Linked DNA regions of Homo sapiens: region 1 is linked to region 2. A link is an interaction called in ENCODE POLR2A ChIA-PET data of the cell type or tissue named here. Cell type or tissue: endothelial cell of umbilical vein. All regions are shown on one strand. Each heading gives the region's core, and the rest is flanking DNA. Links, peaks and the distances in the headings are about the cores only.

What was found. Peaks named below come from ENCODE experiments on the same cell type or tissue, not always from the same donor. Only the 100,000 strongest peaks of a DNase experiment are listed, where the experiment ranks them.
Region 1: POLR2A ChIA-PET joins it to region 2 with 8 read pairs; 3 of 35 experiments call an interaction of 5 or more read pairs at or near these places.

Annotation. Positions count from the first base shown.
Region 1 is chr5:37,141,617-37,156,940 of GRCh38, forward strand. CPLANE1 (ciliogenesis and planar polarity effector complex subunit 1) reads right to left here. Exons shown (of 53, transcript NM_001384732.1): 42 at 12,124-12,377; 43 at 6,565-6,652; 44 at 694-864. Among named protein-coding and RNA genes, the nearest start is that of CPLANE1-AS1, 100 kb to the right of the region's middle. RefSeq lists a silencer at 11,089-11,271. In endothelial cell of umbilical vein, for the core only: no CTCF peak of the experiment used is centred there; no DNase peak of the experiment used is centred there.
Region 2 is chr5:37,065,402-37,080,725 of GRCh38, forward strand. NIPBL (NIPBL cohesin loading factor) reads left to right here. Exons shown (of 47, transcript NM_133433.4): 47 at 1-1,012. It also overlaps a transcript of CPLANE1 not described here. Among named protein-coding and RNA genes, the nearest start is that of CPLANE1-AS1, 180 kb to the right of the region's middle. In endothelial cell of umbilical vein, for the core only: no CTCF peak of the experiment used is centred there; DNase peaks (open chromatin) are centred at 6,820 and 6,940; H3K27ac peaks cover 1,652 bases.

The DNA of each region.
Region 1 (15,324 bases), core at 6,100-8,599, 77 kb after region 2:
AATAGAACATATACTAAACACTCAGTAAAATCATTTTAATTGACCATCAATATCTGAGAGAAAAAAAATATTTCCAAGCCACTGTCAGTGATTGAACTGATGTATTTACTATGTTCTATTATTCATAGGACAAAGTATATTCATTAGGACTAAAGAATAACAGTTTTAATTGCTACCTCCAAATGAAATAAAACAAAAAGTGGCACTAAATCCTTCTAAATCTCAATCTCCTCAACTGTAAAATGGAGATAATAATAGTGTCTACACCTCATAGATCAGGCTTAAACCAGAATCTATGCATATAAAACAGTGATGTTTGGCACATGGTAGAGGCTCAAGAAATGATGGCTACTATTTTGTTTTCAAATTAAAATTCAAAGTTCTTATAATTGGAAGAGTTTTAATTTTTCAATTTTTGTAAAAATCAACTATTACAGTAATTCCAGTTGCTATATATTTCATATTAATAAGTTACACCAAGATATGATACATAATTGCAGTATGTCTTATGAAGGTGACAAGATGTCACAGTTCTTCATGTGACTAGCAAAAGTTTTAACTTTCCTTCCCCTAAAATAAATATTACAAAATGACTTCACAAACCTTTCATAACTATATTCCCAGTAAATCATGTTCAGTAACATTATAATGGAGAATAAGAGTATGTGTAAATGAAAAAGTAAAGAACAATACCAGGAGAAGTAGTATTCTGATCACTGGAACTGGAAAGGCTGACAGCTGAATCGGCAGTAGGAAACACACAGGTTTTCTGACCAGAATAATTTTCTGTTATTGAAAATTCAGGTTCTGAAGTCTCCTTTTTGTCACTTTGATCTTCTTCATCCATATGGGTCAAAAAACGCACTAATCCAGAGTATATATTACAATTAAAATAAAATAGTAGAGGAAAAAAGATCACATGGAAAAGACAATTGCCACTATTTCCAACTGGCAACCCAGATATTAGAAGTTTGTCACATATTATGCTAATAGCTTTCTACTGTATAATGAATTTAATAAAAAATTTGAAGTTAAAGCTCTCCCACAGTAAATAAACAAGATTTATTAGACTGAGCTGAAGTACATAGGCCTATGCCCTTTCATAAAAACATAGACATGCTAAATTACAAAAAAAAATTTTAATATACGACCAATCTTTCTAAACAGAGAAATCCCATGGTGCCAGAAAAGAAAAAGGAACTCATAGCTGGAGCAGTAAGTGGGCAATGATGCTGGGATAGTCTACTGAGGAATAGGAGATGTGGTTCTGTACACTGCAATGAGGGAAAAACTGAGCTACCTTCATGTATCTTAGAGCACTGAAGGACAGCTTTGTCCATAAAATAGGAAAAAGAAAATCTCTCCCCTGGTGAAACAGCAAATAAGTTTTCTATCTGCATGGACAGCAGCTGAGAGAAAAATAAAAGTCAACTTTGAGAAATCAACACCCTGACTTGCCACAAGCATGAACAGGGTCTGAATTTCTACCATCAATAAAGTACAGCAACCCCAAGTGAAGAAACGTATACTAAAATTTGTTTCAATTTTTTCCTACTTCAACGATAGCAAAAAGCAAATGCAAAACTACTCCAAAGACAAACATATAATCTAGCAGAACTTCCACTAATGATAAGCCCATGATAAAAAATTACAATTCACACAAAGGAACAACCAACCATGAAAGACAGTCAGTATGCAGATTCAACAATTGATAATGTGCACATATGAAATACAATAATCAGAAAAGGTTAGTCATAAAACATGACTGAAATTATGAAACAGATAAAGCATAGGAACAGCAATAAAAAAACAGGACACAACATCCAAAGAGCAGATAGATTTGAAAAAGAAATAAATACAACTTCTAGATATTAAATGTAGCCACCAAAATTAAAATCATAATGAATAGCTAAAACAGCAAAGACACAGCAAAAAAGAGAATTAGTAAACTAGAAGACAGATATGAGGAAATCATCCTGAGTGAACCACTGATAAAGGGAGGAAATTATGCAGAAGAGGCTGAATGAGATAAGGAGGCCAGGCACAGTGGTTCACACCTGTAATCCCAGCACTTTGGGAGGCCAAGGTGGGCTGATCACCTGAGGTCAGGAGTTCGAGAACAGCCTGACCAAAATGGAGAAACCCTGTCTCTACTAAAAACACAAAAAATTTGCCAGTGGTGGTGGCACACGCCTGTAATCACAGCTACTTGGAAGGCTGAGACAGGAGAATCACTTGAACCTGCGAGGCAGGGGATGTGGTGAGCCAAGATTGTGCCATTGCACTCCAGCCTGGACAACAAGAGCAAAACTCTGTCTCGAAAAAAAAAAAAAAAAGATATAAGGAACAGAGTGAGGAGGTCCAACATGCCTCTATTAGGTGTTTTAGAGAGAAAAGAAAAAATGGGGAGGAAGCAGTACTTCAAAATATTATGGGTGAAAAGTCCCCAAAGTTAAATCTTAAAACTAAAGAATCATTCCTACTCCAATATAAGGTAAATAAAAGAAATACGGTCAGGCACGGTGGCTCACGCTTGTAATCCCAGCACTTTGGGAGGCCAAGGTGGGCGGATCATGAGATCAGGAGATTGAGACCATCCTGGTTAACACGGTGAAAACCCGTCTCTACTAAAAATACAAAAAATTAGCCCAGCATGGTGGCAGGTGCCTGTAGTCCCAGCTACTCAGGAAGGTGAGGCAGAGAATTGCTTGAACCCTGGAGGAGGAGGCTGCAGTGAGCCGAGATCGCACCACTGCACTCCAACAGAGTGAGACTTTGTCTAAAAAAAAAAAAAAAAAAAAAAGAAGTGGATGCAAGAAGCAACTGTGGGCAACAATAGCAGAGAAGAGAAAATACCAGAGAGCATCTCAGGCAATAAAAGGTATCATGAAACTTGTTTTGGTTTTATACATTTGTTGCCTACATATTTACATTATTTAAATTAGAAATTTTAGGCCGGGCACGGTGGCTCATGCCTGTAATCCCAGCACTTTGGGAGGCCGAGGCAGGCGGATCACGAGGTCAGGAGATCAAGACCATCCTGGCTAACACAGGGAAACCAAGTCTCTACTAAAAATACAAAAAATTAGCCGGGCGCGGTGGCGGGCACCTGTAGTCCCAGCTACTCAGGAGACTGAGGCAGGAGAATGGCATGAACCCAGGAGGCGGAGTTTGCAGTGAGCCAAGATAGCACCACTGCACTCCAGCCTGGGTGACAGAGCGAGACTCTGTCTCAAAAAAAAAAAAAAAAAATTAGAAATTTTAAAATGAAGTAATTGTTGGCAAAGAAAATGCCAAACGTTGAGAAATCTTAACTAAGTGCTGACTTAAAAAATAAAAGGCAAGGGGAACTAAATGGGAGGGTTAAAAACAGAGTAGATCTAAAATATTTGAAAACAGTTATCAGAGGCCGGGCGTGGTGGCTCACGCCTGTAATCCCAGCACTTTGGAAGGCTGAGGCAGGCAGATCACAAGGTCAAGAGACTGAGACCATCCTGGCCAACATGGTGAAACCCCATCTCTACTAAAAATACAAAAAATTAGCTGGGTGTGGTGGTGTGCACCTGTAGTCCCAGTTACTTGGGGGGCTGAGGCAGGAGAATTGCTTGAATCTGGGAGGCAGTGGTTGCAGTGAGCTGAGATCACACCACTGCACTCTCCAGACTGGGCCACAGTGTGAGACTCCATCTCAAAAACAAACAAACAAAAAAACAGTATCAGAGAAGATGGAGGGAACAAATCAGCGCTAAAAAGGTCTAAAGTCCTTCTATTGTTTGGGAGGTAGATATATTCACCTTAATTTAAAATGAAAAAAATTTTAAGAGACGGTGTCTCACTATGTTGCTCAGGCTGGAGTGCAGTGGCTATTCACAGGTGTGATGATAGCATACTACAACCTTTAATTCTTGGGCTCAAGTGATCCTCCCACCTCAGCCTCCCAAATAGCTGGGACTACAGGTATGCACCACCATGTCCAAATTCACCTTAAATTTTAACTCACCTATGAATGTTAAAAATTCAAGAATAACCACTAAAAACTAAAAATCTAATGTATAATTTCTGAACCAATACAGCAGGAAAGAGAGAATACAGAAAACTCCATCCAATAAAAGGCAAAAAAGAGGGACAAAAGTAAAGGAAATAAATGGCAAAAAAACCACCATGAAATAAGATATTAGAAATAAGCACAAATATATCAGTAAATACAATAAATGAACAGTGATTATGCTTGCTGGTTAAAAAAGACTGTCTAATTATTTAAAGGAATGAAATCTAGGTACATGCTGGACACAAATACAACATAATCAAACAGCCTGAAAGTAAAGGGATATCTAATTTACAAGAAATACAGAGGAGAAAACAACACATTAAATGACATCACAGAGACTCAATTAGCAAAACTCAGACTCTGAAAAACACTTCAGAACAACTATCTTGTTTCTTCAACAAAGAAAACTTCAAGGAAGAAAAAGGAGAGAAGGAACCCAGAAGTTAAGAGACTTATAAGCCATCAACCAATGGCCACTTATAGATCTTAGCTGGGTTCCAACTGTAATAATTAAAAAGCTTTTTTTTTTTTCGAGACGGAGTCTCGCTCTGTTGCCCAGGCTGGAGTGCAGTGGCATGATCTCGACTCACTGCAAGCTCCGCCTCCTGAGTTCAAGCAATTCTCCTGCCTCAGCCTCCTAAGTAGCTGGGACTACAGGCACCCGCCACCACACCAGGCTAATTTTTGTATTTTTAGTAGAGACAGGGTTTCACCATATTGGCCAGGCTGGTTTCGAACTCCTGATCTTGTGATCCACCTGCCTCAGCCTCCCAAAGTGCTGGGATTACAGGTGTGAGCCACCACGCCCGGCCTAAAAGACTATTTTTTGAAACGAGACAATTGGCAACATTTGAACTCTGATTAGATATATAAGTATATTAAGAATTTTTTAAAGGAGTGTCAATATTATTGTGCTTATGTTTTAAAAATGGACCTGATCTTTTAGAGATACATACAAAATATTTATACATAAAATAATGTGCTGTCTGGGTTTCGTTTCAAAATAATCAAGAAAAAGGTGGGAAGAGTGGGTGGGTGTATAGGTAAAAAAGGGATTGGCCATGAGTTGATAATGATTAAAGTTTGTTGTTGAGTATATGAAAGTTAATTGTATGATTCTGCCTTCTATTAAAATAGTGTAGAAATTTTACATAAAATTTTAAAAAATAAAGCATATCAAAAAGATATACCAGAACACAGGGGTAGTAATGTTCATATTAAACAAAATTGACTATAAGTCAAAAAGGATTATTAGGGATAAAGAGGGTTATTACTTAATGATAAAAGAGACAAAATCCAACAAGAAATATAACAATCCTGAACTATATTCACCTTATAGCCTTAAGATGAATGTAACAGATTTACAAGGAGAAATAATTCCACAATCATTATGGGTAATTTTTAATGCAACCTTCTAAGAAATGAACGGATCAAGCTGACTAATCAGAAAAAATACAAAAAATCTGGACAACACAATTTAGAAGCTTGACCAAAGGGAGATATATACACATACACTACATACAACCAACAGAAAATGTTTGGCCTCTTCAAATAAATGTGGAACATAATGTAAAAACTGACTATCCTCAGCCACAAGGGAAATTTTAACAAATATCTAAGGATTGATATCATCATACACATCAGCTAATCAAAATGCAATGAAAATGGAAATCAACCACAAAAACATAGCCCAATATTAGAATGCTTAATATTTAGAAGCTAAAAACTCCTTTTACAAGCTAAAGAAATCATAATGCGAACTACAAACTATGTAGACCTGAACACCACCAGATGATGATGAGTATCAACATTCTTGTCTAGGTCCATGCAGAAACATATTCAGCCTCAATTACACATATTAGAAAATAAGAAAAAATAAAGTTAGAAAAAAGCCAACAAGTTAATGCCCCCAAAATAGAAGAAATAATAAAGATTAATGAAAAAGGAAACTGAGAAACAAAGAGAATTAACAAACACTGGTTTTTGAAAAGACTAAACTGACAAGACTGAATGAGAAAGAGAACACAGGTATGAACCACAGACACAGCAGAAGGTAAAAACAACTATTCTAATTTCATTCTTTCAATAAAAAATGAAAAAACTTAATACCTCACCACTGCCTGGCCATTTTACCAGAACCTCAAATTCCAGCTCAGCTGATGATCACAGACAAACAGCAACCTCAGCACAAAGCTCTGTGCAATCCTCAGCACTATGAGGCCAATGGCTTGGAATCCACAAAAACTGAGCTCCAGGCCACACTTGCCCCATCCTAGTATAAAATCCAGAGGAGGTTACTGCCTTCTCAAAAAAAAAAAAAAAAAAAAAAAAAAAGGCCGTGAGGTGGAAGCTAATCACATTACAAAAAAATAATCCTAATCTAAAAACTGGGAAGCTTATGACTTCAGCTCACATAATGAAAACTACTCCTACTTCTGGCACTCCACAAAACAATGCACATTCTTTCAGATCAACTAAAGCAAGACTTCAGCCAGCCCCTATCAGCCCCTACAAACCTTCTTCAGAAATGCTAATGGTTTTTGAAGCTAATGTTTTTTTGAATTCAGGGCCAGAAGAGAATTCAATGTGATCCACTGGTCCAATCTGTAGAAAAAACACACACAACAAAACAACAGTAATACTTTGATAATTTCAAAATAACAAACAGTTTTATGTAAGTTTTAAACACTTGCATTAATGCAAAAGTGAAAAAAATGGGATTAAATCCAATATAAGCTAAATGGTAGGGATCAATAAAACAGAGGAAATTTTTACTTATTTGTAGCTTAACTGAGTTATAAACTTTTAAAAGGCTCAGGAAAATTGTATCATAAAATTTTAGAATGAAGAACCTTAATTACTATCTAGACAAATTCGTATTAAAGATGAGAGAACAAAGCCCAGAGAGATTCAATGACTTTTTTAGTGGCATAACACGGTCAACCCAGGTCTTCAAGACTATTTACCACTCAGTGTCTGCCCAGAGTATCCCTGGGCCTCTTCCAGGACTATAAGCTGTTTTCTTAAGTTAGGCAAGTGAAGATGTTTGTATTTATGTGTACATTATAATAATGTGAGAGCATTTTTTAAAAATATACCAAACCTGCTGGGCCCAGTGGCTCACACCTGTAATCCCAGCACTTTGGGAGGGTGAAGCAAGCAGATCACTTGAGGTCAGGAGTTCGAGACCAGCCTGTCCAACATGGCAAAATCCCGTCTCTACTAAAAATACAAAAATTAGGTGGGCATGGTGGCAGGTGCCTGTAATCCCAGCTACTCAGGAGGCAAAGGCAGGAGAATTGCTTCAACCTGGGAGGCAGAGATTGCAGTGAGCCAAGATTGAGCCACTGCACTCCAGCCTGGATGACACAGTGAGACTCCATCTCAAAACTAAATTAAATAAATAAGCAAATTGTGGTGTGTGTGTGTGTGTATACAAAATTAACATTATTTCCTTCAAAGTGGTCATTTTAGAAGACTAAATATCTTCCTTTTCCCTGGGAGATATGTTCCAAGACGCCCAGTGGATGCCTGAAACGGTGGGGGTAGTACCGAACCTTATATATAGTTGTCCCTCAGTATCTATGAGGGATTGGCTCCTGACATCAAAATCCACAGACTCAAGTCCCTTATATAAAATGGTGCAGTATTTGCATACAACCTATAGACATTCTTCCCATATACTTTAATCTCTAGATTACTTATAATATCTAATACAATGTAAATGTTAACTATTAATAGTTGTTATGACGTATTGTTCAGGAATGACAAGAACAAATCTGCACATGTTCAGTACAGATGCAACCATCCTTTTTTGTTTTTATTAAATATTTTCAATCCACATTTGGTTGAACTGTCAGATGCAGAACCCATGGATATAGAGGGCCGACTGTATACTATGTTTTTTTCTATGCGTACATACCTATGATAAAGCTTAATTTATCAATTAGGCACAGTAAGAGATTAGTAATAGCTAAGAATAAAATGCAACGATTATAACAATATACTGTAATCAAAGTTATATGAATGTGTTTTTTTTCTGTCTCTCAAAATATCTTCTTATACTGTACAGAAGGTAACAGAAACCTCGGAAAACAAAACTGCAAATAAGAGGGGACTACTGTACGTAAGGGCTTTGAGCAAATGCTTTTGGAACTCTTCCTTTGAAATTGTCTCCCAACCTTGTACCACAATTATAAATAACTGTTCTACTGGTGAATCTTTAGTATATAAATGTGATTTTATTAGTGCCAGAATCAAAACTAAGATAGCAAAGACAACCATTGAACAAATATTTATTAAATGCCCACCATGTGTAGCAAAAGACATTGTCCCTACCTTCGAGTCTTAAAAGGCTTGAGAGAGGAGCCCTATCAGAATTTTTGAGAGCCTTTTCAAAATGCCAAGTCACCTCCACCTCCCCAACAGATTCAGCAGGGATAGAATGTATACTCTGAAAAAGCATCTGAGTGATCTTGACATGCACAGGAGTCCAAATGCTTAATGGACTCAGACATGTGGAAACTCCCTCCTCCAACTCCTGCTTTGGCTGGCTTTCTCCTGAGTCTCTTATGACTTCAGACTGTTCTCAAGTCTTGTTGAATACTCATCCTTACAAGGCAGTGTTTCCACAAGATTCTTTACCCTCTTCTTTTCTCCTCCATGTGCTCTCCCTGAGGAGCACCTATGCTATCATGATTTGAACTTCCCCCTAACTGATTACTCCAAAATCTGTACCTTCAGCCCAGTTGTAGCTCCTCAGCTGCTTTTGAGGAACTGCCTACTTATCTCACAGCACCTCAAATTTATCATGTCCCTGATAGAAATCATTGTGCCTCCCTCCCCCAACACACACGCGCGCACACACACACACACACAACTCCTCCTCTTCCTTAGTTTGGAAAATGGCTCCACCATTCACCCAGGCTGGAATCTGGACACCACTGTGAATCTCTGTTGTCTTCTTCACCTTCCCACAGCTTATCAATCTCTAAGTCCTGTTAATGCCTTCCCTCCATTCTTACTGCTCAAATTCAGGCATATGGTTATTTCCTGCCATGGATATTTAGTGGATCTCAAACACTTATCAGTGGACCTGGTATAGAGCTAGCAGCATAAGAATCATTTGTGAAGCTTGTTAATAACACAGATTCCAGGGCTCTAACCAGACCTACTTAAAATCAGAATTTCAGGGAAATGGGGCCCAGGAATTTGCATTCTTAACAAGTTTCCTATATGATTCTAATGGGCAGCCATTAGATTTGGAACCACTGTGACCCATGTGGTCTCCTTGTTCCCAGGCTTATCCTTTCCAATCTACCTTCCACACTACTGTCTGCATATCTGATAATATCCCTTCACTGTTTAAAATTCTTCAGTGGTTTCCTACTGCCTGCTTATAGGAGAAAATCCCAATCGCTTGACATGGTAAATGCTTTCTGTTCCTCCTTGTCTCCCCTCTCCTACCTCTACTGCCAGATGTCTTAAAGTCCAATCCCACTAACTTCTACCTCTAAGTAATGCTCATACAGCTCCCCAAACACTCTATGCCATTTGGTACCTTTCTCCTTTGCTCACAATATTTTGTCAGCCTTTCTTTAATTAACTGATGAATACCAATTCATTACCAGCTCGAGTCACCTCCACAAAGCCTCCTCTGATGCCACAGCTTCACTTACCCCGTCCAGTCACAACATGTCAGGCATATCTATGTGCCTCATTAGACCCAGTATGTATGTATTCATTGGTATATACATCTATCTTCTTTTATTAGATTTTACACTCCTTGAGAGTAGGTACTATGCCTTATTTATCTTTCTATTCCTAGAATTTAGCACAGGGCCTAATAGGCAGTAGTTGCTCAATAAATGTTTGTTGAAGGAATTAATTATTCATGAACTCCTGTGAGAGTGAGCAAGCCAGGATCAAGACTAGATTCGGGTATAAATCAAATATCTGGCTGTAGATAATGACTACTAAACTAGCTCAAAAGGCAATTTCAAAAGAGATTCTTTGAAGTAAGGAGTTCCAACAACTGCTTTGATGCTGTACATTTATTTGGATGTGACAGATCTAAATCTGGGTTTAAAAAAACAGAAAGCAGGCCAGGTGCAGTGGCTCACACCTGTAATCCCAGTACTTTGGGAGGCTGAGGTGGGAGGATCACTTGGGCCCAGGAGTTGGAGACTGGCCTGGGCAACATGGTGAAACCCCAAATCTACCAAAAAAAAAAAGAGGAAAACCACCAAATAAGCATCATAGTATCATTACTTAGTATTAATATTTTTAGCAGTAGTCCTGCCTCATAACCTTTCAGTATAGTTTCACATATGCTTAATCTTTATTTTTAAATGTGTTAAATGTTTGGATTAAAGGTGTACTATAAACCTAATAAATACATTTTTTAAATGTCAACATGCTAGCAACCTGGAATTTTTGTAAGGTAAGTCAATAATGGAATTCTTATCCTGCAGACTATTTTGCATTTCCCAATATTAGACTTTAAGACATTTAACTTTGTTTTTTTTTAAGAGGCAGGGTCTTGCTCTGACACCCAGGCTACAGTGCAGTGGCACAATAATAGCTTACTGCAGCCTTGAACTCGTGAGCGCAAGTGATCCTTCCACCTCAGCCTCCCAAGTAGCTAGGACTACAGGTGCACACCACCATACCCGACTTATTATTATTTTTATGGAGATGAGGTCTCGCTACGTTGCCTGGGCTGATCTCAAACTCCTGGCCTCGAGTACCCAACCATGGTCTCATTTAACCTATTATGTGTAACATAATATTTGTTCTTTAATCCTTTTGATATAAATTGTTCTTCCTTTAAAAAAAAGGACAAAATGTGTAAAATAATTTTTGAGACTTCCTATTTTATTTAACTACCATTATATATATAAACATTAATTTATTTTTTATGTCTACCTTTTATAGAAAACTAGGCTGGTGTGGTGGCTCACATCTACAATCCCAACACTTTTGGAGGCCAAGGCAAGGCTGTTTGAGGCCAAGAATTCAAGGCTAGTTCAAGCAAAATAGGGAGAACTCGTCTCCACAAAAAAATTTTAAAAACTTAGCTGAGAGTGGTGGTGCACACCTATAGTCCCAGGTACTCAGGAGGCTGAGGTGGGAGGATTGCTTGAACCTGAGAGGTTGAGGCTGCAGTGAGCCATGATCACATCACTGCACTCCAGCCTGGATAACAGAGCAAGACTATGACTCAAGAATAAAAAGAAAAAAAGATATGAAAAATTTCTAAGGAACTGATTACTAACTCTCTTATATAAAATATTTAAAAGAAACTGACAAAAACTCCAAATAGAAGGACAATAATATTTGTAAAATTATAAAATCTTTCAGAGAAAAATGATAATTACAAGTGGGGTTCCTTTAAAATCACATTCTAGTTTTGTAATTCATGTATTTCTTTTCTTGGTAGGAAGCATGGGTTTACTTCCTTTTTGTATGGGAGGACCCTAGACAAAGCTTTATTTAGAGCAGAAGATCAGCTGAATAGCCCTATATCTACAGAAGAAACTAAATTTATACTTTAAAATGTCCCAACAAACAAAACTTTAAGCATCTTCAGGGAAGATGGCTTCACTGAATTCTACCAAACATTTAAGGAAGAAATAGTACCAATCCTATAAAAAATTTTCCAAAATATAGAAGAGAGGGTAATATTTTCCAACTCATTTTATGATAATAGCATTATACATGGGTTTACTTCTTAAAAGCTTAAGGTAATTGTTCTCAACTGAGGGTGATTTTGGCTCCCAGGAACATTTGGCATTATCTAGAGACATTTTTGACTGTTACAACTAGGGAGCAGTGCCACTGGAAACCAGTGGGTAAAGACCAGGGATGCTGCCAAATATCCTACAACGCATGGGACAGTCCCCCACAACAAAGAATTAACTGGCTCAAATGTCAATAGTGCTGAGGTTGACAAACCCTAGCTTAAAGAAAACAAAGTTCTCATTATTTTGAAAAATCAGGTATCCAAAGTTATATCACACTACAAATCTAATAATTCAGTAGCAAACAAAAAACTAAAAATAAAGGTAGTCTACCTTATCACAATGTAGATCTAGCATTTCAGGCTTGGGGAAATCCTGTTCTATGTTTTCAGCAATGTTCTGTATTGCTAGCAACTGCTCGTCAATTTTCTGAAGCTTAGCACTGAGATGCTCTAGTTGGTGAGCTGCAGAGCTTGGTGCAGGGCAAGCTGCAGAGACACCTTGCAGCCGTTTCCACAATAGATAATCTTCTGCAGAGTCTGACTTTGTGCTCTGTCCTTTGAATCGGAACTCTGGTTTTGGCAGACCTAAATATTAATAAGAATAAAAGCAGAATTGATTATAATTAAAGAAGAGGTATTATTGATGATCTCATTTTTTGATGACTTCATTTTAAACCAACACAACACTACTTTCCAAATCAGTTTTAATTAAATATACCTAAAAATTCCTTTTCAGCTTCTTGATTTCTGGGATAAGAATACATAAATTACTACAACAAAGTTCCACAAACAAGGAAGTCTGAATATTACTTTCATCCCTTGCTACAAACATATACTTCATCAAAAAGCAACTTTAATATTTTTATGACTTTTTCAAATTCTACTTGAAAACCAAAAACATCACACGTTAAAAGCTATCCCCAATATTGGCTATTACTGACTTTATATGAGATCTCAGGCAAACATTAAACCTCCTAAAACCAAAATCAAAGCCAATGACTCTTCTTATTCTTAAACTCAGTTGATTCTTCTCCCAAATTTGCAATAGTTCTTTTTTTTTTTTTTTTTTTTTTTTAAGAGATAGAGCCTTGCTTTGTCACCCAGGCTGGTCTGAACTCCTGGGCTCAAGCAATCCTCCCACCTCAGTCTCCCAAAGTGCTGGATTACAGGCATGAGCCACTGCGCCTGGTCTGCAACACCTTTTTTAAATGCACTCTTTTTCTGATGTTGGGGTCTCCTCCTCACTGTATTGCTCATACTTCTTCTTCTGCCATCCATTCCTTTTACCCATAAGTACTTCCTGGGCTGCCAGCCTCAACTCACTTCTCTACTCACTCTTCCCACTTTCTCTGAGTTATGTCATTGATGAAAGATCCCAAATCTATATGGCACTCTTTCTTAGCTCCAGCTCCTTATATCCTGAACATCCCAGTTAGGTTGTCCCATAAGCATATAAAAATGAATTCACTGCTTCTGCCCCTCCAAATTGCTCCCTCTTCCTTGTTCCGCAGCTCAGCAAATAGCACCACCGTTCAGTTTCACAAGCCAGAGACCAGAAAGTCACTCGAGGCTCCTCTCTTTCCTTCAGATCCAAAGTGACAACAAGTATTGATGATTCTACCTGCTAAACACCTACATTCTTAATACCACTACTTGGCTGAAGCTTTCACAATAAATAGACCCCAAATGATATCCCTATCTGTAATTTATCTCTAGCCTATCTAGTCCATCTTCCACACCAGGCCCAGAGAGATCTTTTAAAAACAGAAATCATGTTCCTTTTCTGTCCAAAACTCTTCAGTGTGTCTCCAATACCTTCACCTTAAAAGTCCAAATGCCTCCATATGACAGACAATGGCACACATAATCTTCCCTCTCTCTACCTCTCCAGCTTCATCTCTTGCTATTTCTTTAAACGAACAAACAAAATACTACTCCATTTGACTCCAAACATAATGAACTTTAATTTTCTTTTCTTTTCTTTGAGACATGGTCTTGCTCTAGCACCCAGGCTGGAGTGCAGTGGTGAGATCTTGGTTTACTGCAACCTCTGCCTCCTGGACTCAAGCAATCCTCCCGCCTCAGCCTCTTGAGTAGCTGGGACTACAGGTGTGTGCCACAACACCTGGCTAATTATTCTATTTCTTATAGAGACAGGGTCTCACTATGTTGCCAAGGCCGGTGTCAAACTCCTGAGCTCAAGAAATCCACCCGCCTTAGCCTCCCAAAGTGTTGGGATTATAGGCGTGAGCCACCACACCCAGCCAAACTTTAATTTTCTCAAACTAAGCAAGTTCCATTAACTTACTGCAAAATCTATTCTCTCTGTCTGATAAATGAAATTAATCTGTAGCTTATGGTCATTTGAAATGCTGGCCTAACATACTCAGGGGTCACAGAGAGAAAAGTAAAACGTATCTAAGCTATTAAATGACAGAGCTGGGATTCAAATCCAGGTCTGTTCTATGTGAATCTAAAAGCCAGGCTCCTTTCACTTTCCCACATACTTCCCCTGTCTGAAAGATTGCTAGCTTCATACATCCTCCATCCACCACTCATGCATCTTAGCAGCCCCATGACAGAAGAGAGAAGATGAAGGCTTTAAAATCTGAAATGCTGGCACTTGTTTGTATATGCAGCTGTTAATACACATGCCCTAACACATCCTAAACCATCCCTTCCTTGCTCCTCATGTCTCCTGAGTGCCCACTGTCATTATACAATAATCAGGCAGAGCTAGACTCTGTGCCCAAGCATCTTGCAACCACAGGGCTGACTAGGTCCATACCTCACAACCACTGTGGAACCTAGGGGAGACTTAGGTTTCTGTTGCAGGAAGTCTGATTGCATATTGGATTAATCTAACCAGTCACAGGATGTAGTAGCTTCAGGTTGTGGAGGGATATTCTTCTAGGCTGGGTGTGGTGGCTCATGCCTATAATCCCAGTACTTTGGGAGGCTGAGGTGGAATGATCACTTCAGACCAGGAGTTTAAGACCAACCTGGGCAACATAGTGAGACCCTGTCTCTATGAAAAATTTTAAAAATTAGCTAGGCATGGTGGTGTGTGCTTGTAATCCTAGCTACTTAGGAGGCTGAGGCAGGAGGATCCCTTGAGCCCAGGAGTTCAAGGCTACAGTGAACTATGATCACACCACTGTACCCCAGCCTGAACAGCTCAGCAAGACTCTGTCTCTAAAAAACAACACACACATATATATGTATTTTATTAAAAATTTTAAATATATATAGTCTTCTAAATCTTGCAAAAAGTTACCATAATGCAACTTGACTATAAAACTGAATATTTATAAGTACTATTGAATTGCATACACCTGGCCATAAAGATGGAAACAACAGACACTGAGGACTACAAGACAGAGAAGGAGGGAGGAAGGTAAGGGATGAGAAACTACCTATTGGGTACTATGCTCATTACCTGGGTGATGCGTCCAATCATACCTCAAACCTTAGCATCATGCAATATACCTATGTAACAAACTTGTACATGTGTCCCGAATTTGAAATAAAA
Region 2 (15,324 bases), core at 5,362-7,861:
ATTTTGATGTATTAGGTCACCCTGAAAACAATACAAGAAAAGGGATCCCCAGGTAATCTGGTGGAGCGAATACTGCAATAAATTTTTTTACTTCTCTTTGTTACTTGTCTGTTTCCATTTGAATTTCTTATTGTAAAAATCTGTTTAAATCCATTTATATTATTTTACAGTCTTTTATGTAAAATTTATTATATCACTGGTTTTCAAAGCAAAACATAAAATATTGTTTATACAGTTTGTATAGGCTGACTTCTGAATAATTGGTATCTATTATTTTCATTCCCATAAGAGGGTGTAAACAATTAACTCCAGGGTTTTATTGTATCCTGCAATATTTAGTATTAACTATATATGATTTAGCACTGTGCCAAACACATTTTCAAGAGTACATTTTGATATAAAAAGAAACTATAGTTTATTCCTTGTATGCTTCAATTTCTTTCTAGTGATGTCATGATGCTGATATTTATTCTTTAAACCTCGGGTAAAGGTAACCTGTTATTTGGAAAACCAGCATTTCTCTTGGTTAAAATGATGTCCGGTTATTTTAGAACTAGAGTTGAGATGAATATGACACTTCATAATTACACTCACTACATTTTTCACAAATTATTTTTTAATGCTGAAAAGAGTAATTTTACTTGTTGAGATGTTTATTCATTTTCTAATCTATGCTAAAAGCTTTTATCATAAGTCTTGGGAACAGTTGTCATTTACACATTACTTACTGCAGATATCTTGACTAAATCAGGAGGGAGGTGTTTAATCATTTGATATGTATAGTTGACACTCAGGAATAGTAATGCCTAAAATTTACAGTGGATGAGGTCTGTTTCAAGTTTAATTCTTTTTAAAAATGTTTTACTTATTTTTAAATCACTTTGAAAAAATTGACCTCCAGAATGCTGTTTTATGAAATTGGCAAATAAATGAAGGTATTCAATTTTTGAGGAAGAATGACATTGCCACAAAATACCTTTTTGTGACACCTATTAAACCACTATGAAAATAACTTTTCAGGATCTATTTCCTATGTGGAATTCTTTCAAATGCTTTCTTCACGGAAATGTTTTCTCACTCTTCGTTTTGTTCCCCTTACTTACATGTTTCTCTTTTCCTTATACTGTGAACTCTGGAACAAAACTAGATTGGGTTGGTTGGTTGGTTGGTTGGTTCTTCTTGGAGTTTATGTATATCAACAAAGGATTTGAGGTCACTTCTGAGAATAATATATCAAAAAGGGTACTGGTTAGAGAAAATATAAGAATAAAATCCAGCCCAGAGAGAGTACTAAGAATGTAAATGTGAGTAAAAAGCCAGTTTTGAATTCTATTTACGTGACAGTGATGCATGCTGTCATTTAATTCTCACAAAAACTCTCGTTATATATTTTATCCTCATTTTGTAGATGAGGATAGCAGGCTTAGAAGGATTTGGTAATTTACTAATGTCATGATAGGGATTTAAATCTGGAATTGAAGTAATTGTGTCTCACTACTCTAAGCTAATTGAACATCAGACATTAAGAGAGATGATCCTTATTGAAGTAAACCAGTTCCTAAAGGATCCTTGTAGTATACATACTTGGGAATCCTGTTCAGAGTAATTTTTAGGAAGTAGGTACACAGTAGTAAGTCTTCTGTTGCCTCAGTTGGCCATAGATGGAATTCTGTGTTTGCCACTCATTAGAAATTTAGGAATTTTAGGCAGGGCACGGTGGCTCACACCTGTAATCCCAGCACTTTGGGAGGCCGAGGCGGGCAGATCACCTGAAGTCAGGAGTTCAAGACCAGCCTGACCAACATGGGGAAACCCCGTCTCTACTAAAAATACAAAATTAGCCGGGCGTGGTGGTGCATACCTGTAATCCCAGCTACTCGAGAGGCTGAGGCAGGAGAATCGCTTGAACCCAGGAGGCGGAGGTTGCGGTGAGCCGAGATCACGCCATAGCACTCCAGCCTGGGCAACAAGAGCGAAACTCCATCTCAAAAAAGAAAAAGAAATTTAGGAATTTTAGGAATCAGTTTTGAAATTTTGTATATATTCTAAGCTCCTATTTTATCTGTTAATAGAAGCCAAATGTTAATATAAGCCTTAACTCTTAAATATACAAACCAAAATTTTCAGAAAGTTGAAGATTCTTCAAGATGAATTGTTAGGTCTTAACACTATTAAAGCTTTGGCAGTCAAATATACAAAATCAAACTTTAAGTATATTGGGGATTCACAAAGTTCTATTAAGTATTTAGAAAGTTCAGTCTTACTCTATAGTGTGTTGATTAATTACCATAGATTAATCTTGTTATATTGACTTGAAAAGATAGGTTATATTTGATATAAAAATTTTCAAGTATCTCTTCACTTTTTAAGTACATTAATATGAAATTTTAGCCTTATTGAAATTGTTTATTAAGAAAGAATGGCTAGTTTTAAAAATATGTTCATACCAAAATACACATGGCAGAAAATTCAGTGATCTCTAGAATTTTCTAGATGTAGTAATCTCTAATGGAAGAAATGCTGAGTTTTTTGAGAGAAATATATAGCTTACTCTGTTGATAGGTTGAGTATTTGAATTATTCAGGTAACTGAAGCACACAGGTGATTTTTATGACCATAGTCTGTCTCATGAAAACAGGTAAGTCAAACTGATGTTTGTTCAATACAGATTTCATGATCAGCAAGCAAATTTACCGTATTTTTATTTAGAAATAAATTAACCAGGGAAGTATGTGGTTCTCCCTCCCCTACCCACCACTTTTAGTTGCACAGAAAAATTCATCCTTGTCACTACCTGTGTCCAGGTGGTCTGCATCTTCAGAACTGTGGATATGGATAATTGGAATAAGATTACTTTTGCAAATATAAAACTCATCAGATTACCCACTTGAAATAATGTAATTTGAAACACTTGATAGTAATTTTTGCCCCATAAAAATCCTACGTGTTTGAACCTTTTGCTGTTTGCCTTGCTCATTTTAAAACCAAAGTTTGTTTAGTCCTATAGCTAATGTTTGTCATAGGCAGCATTTGTTACAAAATGATTTTACTAATTTTTCACTTGAATTTTTTTCTGAAATACAGTCTGTCCTATTGGTGCTAGCCGAGAAACAATTACATGCAAATTTAGTGTAATAGAAAGTCACTGACCAAACAAATTCAGTTTGGTACTCTGTTGACTAAGTGGTCATAAAGTTCCTGTGTGTTTTGCATGATGATGTGAGTACCAAGCCACCCTTCGTTTTTAAGACCCCAATTGTATATGGCTTCACTGCTGAGAGTGGTACGGTGTACACAATTATTTTTCTTATAAGAATTTTGTAAATTATTTTTACTTTAAGAGAATCTCCATTTACCCATTCCTCTGTTTCAGTCATTCTGAATTTCTGACCAAATTTATTTGAGCTGTACTCCATGCACCCCTTTCCACTCTTTCTGAAACAAGTCTCAGGCATCATTTTATTTTATCCATAAATAGGTTATCTTTTTTTTTTTTTTTTTTTTTTTTTGAGACGGAGTCTTGCTCTGTCGTCCAGGCTGGAGTGCAGTGGCCCCATCTCAGCTCACTGCAAGCTCCGCCTCCCATGTTCACACCATTCTGCCTCAGCCTCCCGAGTAGCTGGGACTACAGGCGCCCGCCACCATGCCCGGCTAATTTTTTGTATTTTTAGTAGAGACGGGGTTTCACCATGTTAGCCAGGATGGTCTCAATCTCCTGACCTCACGATCTACCCACGTCAGCCTCCCAAAGTGCTGGGATTACAGGCGTGAGCCACCGTGCCCAGCCCCATAAATAGGTTATCTTTAAATATTCTTCCTTGATATCAAATATCCAGTAAGTGTTTAAATTTTTTATTTTCTCATAAATGTCATATTTTTTAGGTCCTTTCTGTAGGCTTTCTCATGTCTTTTTATTCCTTGCAAATTTCTTATATTGAAAACACAAGTATTTTTCCTTGGGTTCTTAAGTAGATTCTAGGGGCTGGGCGCGGTGGCTCATGCCTGTAATCCCAGCATTTTGGGAGGCCAAGGCGGGCGGATCAAGAGGTCAGGAGTTCAAGACCAGCCTGGCCAACATGGTGAAACCCTCTCTCTACTAAAAATACAAAAATTAGCTGGGCGTGGTGGCACGCACCTGTAGTCCCAGCTACTTGGGAGGCTGAGGCAGGAGAATCACTTGAACCCAGGAGGCGGAGGTTGCAGTGAGCCGAGATTTCGCCATTGCATTCCAGCCTGGCGACACAGCGAAACTCCGTCTCAAAAAAAAAATAAATAAGTAGTTGATTCTAAATGGAGAGTCTAGTTGTTTTCTGATTTTTAATCAGTTTTCTTACCTGAAGTTATTGTAGGCTTGAGAGATATTGGATCTCTTTCAAATTCATAAGTAGCTTGAGCCTGTATAACTAGAACAGAGTACCACTACAGAGGTAATGAAGTACGGAGATAGGTCCACTTTTCAGGAAGATGGTGATAAGCATTGATTAATCCTTTGATTTGGAGTTGGCAAATAACCAAGCAGGCAGTTGGAGATAGAGATTTAAAGTAAGGAAATGGAAGCTGAACTAGATGCCAGAGGATGCCCTATAATCAGAGTTCCTTTTGTTGGTCAGTAATTTTGTAATACATACTGCTTGAAATAAGTTGACTGCAGGCTATGATTTTTTTAATGATACAGCTTTCAGGGTGTTACAGTTTTTGTTGAATGGAATTTTGCCCTTTTGTGACTTTTTTCAGTCATTGTTTAAATCTCAATCACATAGAACTTAAAATGAAAAGTTAGTGTTGCTTTATCAAACCCTTTACATTGACCTTTCTTCTGCTAAGAAATACCAGAGTAAGCTTTTCTTGATTATAACATGCCTAGAATTGTAATTTAGCCTTAACCTTACTAGATTTAAATCCTGGAGCAAAGAACAGAAAAAGGTTATTATGGTCTAAGTTTGTTATAAAATTTAAACCAATAATGGATCTCCAATTCCATAGTTTTAAAAATATTTATACAGTCATATGAGAGATGGCAAATAATCTGAAGTTTTTAATCACTTTGGAATTTACTAACCCCTTTGAGAATATAATGAAAGCCGAGAAATCTCTCTCCTTAGAAAATAGAATAAGTTCATATTCAGAATTGTGCATAAAATTTCAAGGGGTTCATGGACATCCCCATCCCATTTCCGTCTTTGGCCTATCTTGGGAATCTATGGAATGACTACAGGTTTAAGAAGGTGAAATTAAGGCTCAAAGAGGTGAATTGATATCACCAAGCTGCATACCTACTTATTGCTAGAGTCAAAAGCAAAACTGGGTTCTTATCTCCCATAAGGAAGATTTAACCTTGGGAAGTTCTTATTCAGTCTCCTGTTAAGATCTGAATGTAGGCTACTTAATGACTAAATTTTACTGATTTTTTTTTCTATACCTTTTCAAAAGATCCACGTTTTGTGTTCTCAGATTTTGTGATGCCTACCATCCTATTAGGTAGAAAAGGGAAAATGTGATATTTTATTGTGTTTTAATTATTTCTACATCACCTGGCTTGATGTAGAAGACTAAAACTTAGGTTAGTGAAAAAGAGTATTAACTTTGAAGTCAGAAGACATAGTCATAGCCATAGACAAAGCCATGGGTTTCTGAAACAAGTGTGAAATGAAATGTAAACAAAATCACTTAGCTTATTTTGTGGAAGCTTATTTAAAGAAATCTATACTTAGGTTTTGTGTAGACACATTAGAGAGAGAGAATCAGAATGCTGGGTTAAGTGGGGAGATGGGGGATGGAATTCTGAAAGTGGGAGCAGCATAGTGAGTAGAGGAGCTGGCGTGCGTGTAGTACAATGTCAAAAGATGAAGCCATAGAAAGGAGAGATAAGTATGCAATTTTGATAACTTTAGTAATGTAGTAATATAATTTGATCATTTTAATGTATAGGCAGTTGAAGGGCTCAAGGGATTGATGAACGATCACTCTGCTACATAGGGGAAAGACAAGGATGTCAAGAAGAGGACACTAATGCAATAGTCTCAGAAATAGAGACTGAACTAGGAGGATGATGGCAGTAGGGATGAAGATTGGAGTGATCTGCAAATGTATTTAGGAAATAAAAACATCAGGACAAGGATAGCTATCAGATTTCTTTGGCTTAAGTCACCAGGTTCAATTTTAAATATGTTGATAGTGCCTGTGGGACATTCAGGTGATGGTGATGTTCAGAGGTGGGAATATACACAAGCATGACACTTGGGTAGCCAGGGTGGGGACCCTATTGGAGTCAACAGCATTTAAGCTGTAGAGTAGGAGCAGCACAGAGCAAGGGGAGGATCTTGGAGGCTACCAACGGCTAAGCTATAACTACATAGAGTACTGAAATTCTGAGAAGGGAAGCTGGGGAGGGAAGCAAATAATAAAGCATTTAAAATGTCACATTTAGGAATTTGGAAGAGCTTTAAATGGGGTAAGATAATACTAAGGGCTGTAGTTCAGAAAGATCAGTAATTGGCTACAATGTAGAGAAATTGTGGTGATGCCAAACTGCATGATTGTATTGTTTTTCTCCAGTAGTACTCAGCTCCCAACAAAGAATTGAGTATGGCATCAAGCCAGGATGCGGGGATAGCTCTAGTTGAAGAGCTAGATTCAGAGAAAATGGAAGAATCCAAGCTCAGAAGTCTCCATGAAGTGGGAGAGCAAGTATGAGTGTGAGCAGCAGATGTGGAATAATTGGATGATATGATCAGAGAAAGGGATGTAAGAGATTCCTGAGAGCAGTTCTGGGTGCAAGGTATAGAGTGTGGCCTTGGGAATTAATTAGTAAAGTGAAGAGTTGCATTGTGGAGATCAAGGAATCACATGGTACATTCTATACTCCTTTCCTGAGCTAAAACAATGGCTTATTCTTTCTTTGGTACTGACACTGGTTTATTATCTTTAGTTTTTGCAGATTCCATCATTTGACAAGTATTTGCTGAGTGCCTACTATGAGCTGTGCTGCACCCATTGGCAGTAAGTTTGCATTCCAGTAGTGGAGACAGGAAATGACCACAAAGTACACAATTTAATAACAACTGAGATGTGTGCTTGAAAGGAAAAGTAATAGAAGCCAGGAGAGTATGTAGCACTGACATAGTCTGGATGGTTGAGGGAGATCAGAAAGGCTTCCTTCTCCAAGTGAAACATTCTCAGATAAAGCAGGACATGCAACAGACATAACAGATACCAAATAATGTCTGAACTATTGAGAAATAGGAAATGATTTTTGTTTTAAATTGCAGGCTGGGTGCAGTGGCTCATGCCTATAATCCCAACACTTTGGGAGGCTACGGCAGGCAGATCACTTGAGCTCAGGAGTTCAAGACCAGCCTGAGCAACATAGCAAATCTCTTTCTCTACAAAAAAAAATACAAAAATTAGCTGGGCATGGTGATATGCACCTGTGGTCCCATCTACTCAAGAAGCTGAGGTAGGAAGATCACTGGAGCCAGAGAGGTTGAGTCTGCAGCGAGCTGTGATGTGCCACTGCACTCCAGCCTGTCTCAAAAAAAAAAAAAAAATTGCTCCCACATTTTATTCCTTAGGGACATGGTGGTTGAGCTTTAAGGTATGAAGGGGAAATAGTTGAAGGGAGGGGGAAGCAAGGAGAGTGTCCCAAACAGATGACCAAGCACTTACAAAGGCCCTGGATAAAGTAGCATGTGGCCCTCAGAAGCTTCACAGTTCCTACGAATGGCGGAGAACAAATGAGAGAATGATGAAGGCAATGAAATAGGGGCTGATTCATGCTTCTGTAGGCCGTGTTAAGGATGTCCTATGAACAACAGAGCGCCATTAAAGAGATTAAGATACCTGGGGCTGGAATAGGGATTTGTATTTGTAGAATTCAATTTGTGTTTCTAAAAGATCACTGACTACGACCTATAGAATGATTGGAGCAGGGTCATAGTGTTCCATGTGAGAGATGACAATAACTTGGGCTGGGGGGTGGTAGTAGTGGAGGGAGGGTAGTGGCCTCATTTGTTTGGAAAGTTAAGTCAGTCACGTATCTTTGGTTATTATAATTTAAATTGTAATAAGGAGATAACAAGTATGAACTTCCTTAGTAAAATCAGATGAGTGAAGCCAGCCTTCCTGGGTTGCATCCACATAGGAGAAAACATGACTTACTCCTCGTTCTTCTGGAGAATGGCCCATGAGGGAACAACCATCATTTTAAGTGAAGAATCTAAATATATTACATTATCCAGAAAGGAGAAAAGTAGTCTAGGTGGATTCCTGCATAACTGTAAAAAGTCAACTGAATCTTTAACATTTTGCCATTTATAAAATTCAAAGTAATTTCAAGACAATTAATGAAGGTTTTAACTCAATAAAGTTTGTTACTTAATAGTTTGATTTTGCTAATTAAAGAAAGAATACCTTATCCCATCTCTCTCCATCTAGTCCTTTGTAGAGGCAACCACTTTAAATTCTTAGCTCTTTCTTTGGGTCATTTATATTTCTAAAGAATATACTGTTACAATTTGTTAACCCTAGACCTTACATATTGAATTATATTATGATCTGTTGACTTTTTTATGATAGGTAAGGACTTGGCTCTCATGTCCTTCCCCTCTCCTCCCAATATGGATATATTTAATGAGAATTTATATAATATAAAACAACTATGTAAATATTGTTTAATCAGAGCCAACACTTAGTGTACTATAAATACATGTTCCTGTATATGATGTTTTCTTGTGTACTTTAATTCCTTTGGAATGTTCTTTTATATCATTCGCTCTTTGGAGTCTTCCCCCACCCTCTTCCTCTATCCCAGCCCCTCCTCCCCATTAGTTTTGTATCAATGTGGATTCGTTTTCCAGGGCTGCTGCAAAGTTGTTCCAGACTTTTCCTTCCCCATTTCTGGCTGGATCCAGAGTCCATCTCTGGCATCCATACTTTTGTCCTTTTAGCTTAAAATTCTCGGTTTGCTTGAGCATATCCTGCCATAACTTCCTAAGAATAGGTGCATGGGGACAAAGTTTTCGAATTATTGGATGTCTGAAAACGTCTTTAGTCTCATGATTGATAGCCGGGTCTAGAATTCTAAGTTGAAAAGTTTCCCTTTGAAAGCTTCTCATAGTCTCCTAGCCTGTGCTGTTGCTGTTAAGTGGACTGATACAATTATGATTTTTGTTCTTTTGTATACGATCTGTGTTTCCCCTCTCTAGAAGACTTTAGGATATTTTTTGTATTTCTGGTATTCTAAAATTTCATAGCGATGTCCCTTAATGTGAATCTTTTTTAAAAAACTCATTTTGCAGCTGGGCACCATGGCTCACACCTGTTATCCTAGCCCTTTGTGAGGCTGAGGTGGGAGGATTGCTTGAAGCCAAGAGTTCAAAACCAGCCTGGACAACAAAGCAAGATCCCATCTCTATTGTTTTAATAAAATTAATAAAATTCATTTTGCAGGGTGTGTTGTAGGCTTATTTAATCTGTGTCCTTAGCTCTGGAGAATTTTCTTTACTAACTAACTTTCTCCCCTTTAGTTTATTTGTCCTCTTAAATCTGTAGATACTGTTCCTTTTAGACTAATTTTCTCAGCTATGTTTTTTGCTCTTCCCTGCCCCCTTTCCTTTTTGGCTCTGTCTTCTTTGAGAGGAGTTTTCCTACATTATCTTATCTTTTAACTCTAATATTAAATAATTCATTACAACTATATATTTTAAATTTTGAAGGTTTTTTCTTGTTCTCTGATTGCTCCCTTCATATAGCAACTTTTATTTTATGAATAAATATACCACCTTCTCATATCATCTATTTGTTAGATTAGAAAGTAGAATTTTCAGCTGGGTGTGGTGGCTCACACCCGTAATCCCAGCACTTTGGGAGGCCAAGGTGGGTGGATCATGAGGTTAGGAGATCGAGACCATCCTGGCCAACATGGTGAAACCCCGTCTCTACTAAAATACAAAAAATTGGCCGGGTGCGGTGGTGCACGCCTGTAGTCCCAGCTACTCAGGAGGCTGAGGCAGGGGAATTGCTTGAACCTGGGATGCAGAGGTTTCAGTGAGCTGAGATTGCACCACTGCACTCCAGCCTGGTGACAGAGCAAGACTCCATCTCAAAAAAGAAAGAAAGAAAGAAAGAAAGTAGAATTCTCACTTGCCATCTGGGGGCCTGAGCTCAAGTCACAGCCAACATAGCATGTGTTCAGGATTAAGTAGGCCGAGAAATCACATGCCATATTCCTTAGAGATCTGATTCAAATTATAAACTGCAGCCAGATAGATGGAGGTAACATTAACAGCTTTATTGTCAGTAGAGCCAGAATACAGAACACATTGTAACCTGGACCTGCAATCACAATCAAGCTTGCTGCCTTCTTCCCGGAATCTAGACCTTGCAATGCATCTGCTGGGTCGAGTATTTGGCAAGGCAGATACTTACTTATCTATTTAGGCAGCCTACCAAAAGAAAAATTGCTTACCCCTCACTTGTCAAGCCTCAAGTGTTGGGAAAGAATAGTGTCACATGCAATTGGTTTTTAATACAGGTATTGCACTCACTTAAGAAATGGAAACAGGCTGGGCACGGTGGCTCACACCTGCAATCCCAGCACTTTGGGAGGCTGAGATGGGAGGATTGCTTGAGCCAAGGAGTTAGAGACCAGCTGAGGCAACATAGTGAAACCCCTATCAATCACTACAAAAAAAACAAAAAACAAAAATTAGCCAGGCATGGTGGTGTTTACCTGTGGTCCCAGCTACTCAGGAGGCCAAGGCAGGAGGATCACTTGAACAAGAGGTAGAGGCTGCAGTGGGCAATGATCACACCACTGCACTCTAGCCTAGGTGACAGAGCAAGACCCTGTCTCAAAAAAAAAAAAAAGAAAAGAAAAGAGAAAATTTGGGCTGGGGGGAGCAACTGATGTCAAACTTTTTTTTTCTTTTGTTTTTGTTTTTTTGAGACAAGGTCTCACTCTGTTACCCAGGTGCAATCTCTGCTCACCGCAACCTTCGCCTCCCAGATTCAAGTGATTCTCATGCCTTAGCCTCCCGAATAGCTGGGATTACAGGCACATGCCACTACGCCTGGCTAATTTTTGTATTTTTGGTAGAGACAGGGTTTCACCATGTTGGCCAGGCTGGTCTCAAACTCCTGACCTCAAGTGATCCACTCACCTCAATCTCCCAAAGTGCTGGAATTACAGGCATGAGCCACCACACCTGGCGATGTTGAACTCTTGCCACTCACCAATCAGAAACATAAATTCTCTTTTTTCCAAAGAAATAATAACCTTATAGAAATGTGAGAATAGAGTTCCCTTTGTCATTGAGCATACCAATTAGTTTTAAAAACCATTTCTTTTATTTCTTCTTGAGTTATTTTCTCTATTATTTTGCCTATTTAATTTGGATTTTCCCTTTCATAATGATTTTCTCCATGCATCTAGGATGCCTAGTGGTCTATTTAGTTTTAGGGAAAGATGATACTAAAACATTTACTGAAGAAGCTGAGTGTGTAGGTGAAGCTCCTCTGGTAGGCTCTACTCTGGGCAGTAGCCAGCAAACTTTTTTCTGTAAAGGGCCAGAAAATATTTTAGGCTTTGCAGGCCGTAAGGTCTATGTTGCAACTTTGCAATTCTACCATAGATAATATGTAAATGAATAGACAGGATGCATTTCAATAAAACCTTATTTGTAAGAAGAGGGATTGAGCCACTTTGCAGACCTCTGCTCTAAGGCGAATCAGATGAGAAGTTGGACCCTTGCTTGGGGTATAGGTGCTAGGAATTCTTTGCAGAAGTTTGCAGAGATGAAGAGTTGCAGCCAGTCTACATATGGAATAATAAACCATGGTTGTCTCATGGTTTATTAGTGCATATGTAGAACAGCTGCATGCCCCTGTTCAAAAAGCTGGTATGCCCCTTTTTGTGCTTATCAGCTCTGAGTCTCAAGTTCACTTTTCATCACTATCCTCTTTTGCATAAATTATATCATGGCTTTCTCCACCCTGTTACGTCTGTTGCTGCTGCTTTTGTCTTCTGTCTTCTGAAAATTTGTTGAAATCTTTCATCTAGAATTGTCTCTTTTCCAATTCTCTTTGTTTGCATTGATTTATATATTTTTAAAATTTATTATCCTTTCACTTGGGTCTTAAGAGACAGACAGAATAAAAAATATTTATGAATACACTATATCAAGAAACTTGTGTGTGTGTGTGTGTCTTTTTTTTTTTTTTTTTTTTTTTTTGAGACAGGGTCTCGCTCTGTTACCCAGGCTGGGGTGAAGTGGCATGATCATGGCTCACTGCAACCTTGACCTCTCAGGCTCAAGTGATCCTCCCACCTCAGCCTCCCAAGTAGCTGGGACTACAGGCACACACCAACACACCTGGCTAATTTTTAAATTTTTTTTGTAGAGACAGGGTCTCACTATATTGCCTAAACTGATCTTGATCTCCTGGACTCAAGCGATCCTCCCACCTTGGCCTCCCAAAGTGCTGGGATTACAGGTGTAAACCGCCGTGCCCAGCAATTTTTAATTTTTTGTAGAGATGGGATCTCCCTTTGTTTGTTGCCCAAGCTGGTCTCAAACTCCTGGGCTCAAGCGATCCTCCTGCGTCAGCCTCCCAAAGTGAGATTACAGGTAGAAACCACTAAAAAACAATTTTTTATCTTCAGCTTTTAAGGGGTACATATGCAGGATGTGCAGGTTTGTTACATAGGTAAATGTGTGGTGTGGTGGTTTGCTGTACAGATCATCCCATCACCTAGATGTTAAGCCCAGCATCCATTAGCTATTCTTCCTGATTCTCTCCCTCCCCTCCTCAACAGGCCCCAGTGGCGTGTTGTTCCCCCTATGTGTCCATGTGTTCTCACCATTCAGCTCCCACTTATAAGTGAGAATATGCACTGTTTGGTTTTCCGTTCCTGCCTTAGTTTGCTAAGGATAACGGCCTCCAGCTCCATGCATATCCATGCAAATGACAAGATCTTGTTCTTTTTTATGGCTGCATAGTATTTCATGGTGTGTATATATATGTGTACAGTATTTTATTTGTCCAGTCTATGATGGACATTTGGATGGATTCCACATATTTGCTATTGTGAATAGTGCTGCAGTGAACATACGCATCCATGTATCTTTATAATAGAATGATTTATATTCCTTTGGATATATACCCAGCAATGGTATTGCTGGGTCAAATGGTATTTCTGCTTTTAGATCTTTGGGGAATTGCCACACTGTCTTCCACAATGGTTAAACTAATTTACACTCCCAGCAACAGTGTAAAGGTGTTCCTTTTCCTCCACAACCTCGGAAGCATCTGTTATTTTTTTTTTTTTTGACATTTTAATAATTGCCATTCTGACTGGTGTGAGATGGTATTTCATTGTGGTTTTGATTAGGATTTCTCTAATGATCAGTGATGTTGAGCTTCTTTTCATAGGTTTGTTGGCCATATGCATGTCTTCTTTTGAGAAGTGTCTGTTCATGTCCTTTGCCCACTTTTTAATGGGGTTTTTTCTTGTAAATTTGTTTAAGTTATTTGTAGACTCTGGATATTAGACTTTTGTCAGATGGACAGATTGCAAAAATGTTCTCCCATTCTGTAAGTTGTCTACTTGCTCTGGTGATAGTTTCTTTTGCTGTGCAGAAGCTCTTTAGTTCAATTAGATCCCAGTCGTCAATTTTTGCTTGTGTTGCAAGTGATTTTGGTATTTGCATTATAAAATCTTTGCCTGTGCCTATGTCCCAGATAGTATTGCCTAGATTTTCTTCTAGGGATTTTATAGTTTTGGGTTTTACATTTAAGTCTTTAATCCATCTGGAACTAATTTTTGTATGAAGGTGTAAGGAAAGGGTTCAGTTTCAATTTTCTGCATACGGCTAGCCAGTTCTCCCAGCACCATTGATTAAATAGGGAGTCCTTTCCCCATTGCTTGTTTTTGTCAGGTTTGTTGAAGATCAGATGGTTGTAGGTGTGCTAAATTCTTAATACTGGGGTAATATTAATTAGTTTATTTTTACTTTCACTAGCTTTGAACCTATTTAAAATGTTGTTTGTTTTTAAATTAGTATCATCTTTTTAAATCCTATGTAAAAAGTTTCCCTTCAGGTAGGCAACTCACTCCTACCACAGAAGTTGATTGCAGGCCCACATATATAGGCACAAGCTGGGTCATTCCCAATTTCCAAACCAATCTTACCTAAAAGTCTTTTTTCCTCTAAGGTGTTCCCTAGATTGAATATTTTCATGAAAACAGAAACATTAGCTTTCATCAGGGTCTCTACGTCACAAGGCCAAGTTCAGATGCTGAACACACATGAATGGTCAGTGTGTGAACAGTGTCTGAATGCAGTAGAGCTCTGGTGGGTGCCACTAGGACTTCTGCCCAATTAAGTGTTTTCCTCTTCTCAATAAGGTCCAAAGTTTTCCTACAGAAAAGCAAAGCAAGACATAAAGCATAGTACATGGTGATTATTTGAATTGTTGAGAAATGGAAAATGGTATAAGCTATAATGGCTTATCATTAGTTTATCAAATATTTACTAAATATATATTTATACTTTATAAACATTGCATCTAAAAAGCACTCATTGGATGTTTCCTCTCTATTCAGATACTTTGAGCAAAGCTGGCAGATCTTCGTGTCTTGAAGATGAGCGGATATTCAAGCTAGAGGCTAGGTACCTCCTAGGATTGTCAGCTTTCTGCTGATATAACAGAGTAACTACTACCTGACTAGCTTACCTGCCTTAACCGTAAAATTGGACAAAATATATGTAAGGCAATTTCTTTTAGACATTAGACAAAATGCAGCACAAGACAGTCACCCCCAATAGAGGGAAAGTTCCTGATGTAAGTCACATGAATGCCTGGCTGTCTGCTTAAGGACATTACCCTGACTCTAGCACAGTGAGTGGCGTCCAGGCAGACCACAGTGCTCCCACTGAGCTGAGCGGGGAGAGATCAGAGTTCTGGGCAGTCACAATGGCTGGAATCTACAAGATCAAGAGGGAAAAAGCTGTACAGAGGCTAGCTCATAATTTGGGGGTTTTTTTCCAACACTTTTTCATAATAACTCAAAGCATGGTAGATGCAGATACACTGAAATTGGGTATTAAAAGAGACACATTTTTTTCTTGTCAGGCTTGACATTATCTTGCAAAAGCCCATGTGAGAGAGTTCCCTGTGAGGTCTTTGCCAAGGGCTTATGTACAGTGCAACACTATATGCAATTTGCCAGAAAGCAGTAGCTACTAAGTTGAAAGAGAACAGAGATACTAGAAGCTAAGAAGTGCTGAAGGATGCTGGAGTCCCAGCCCAGCTAGAGTGGAG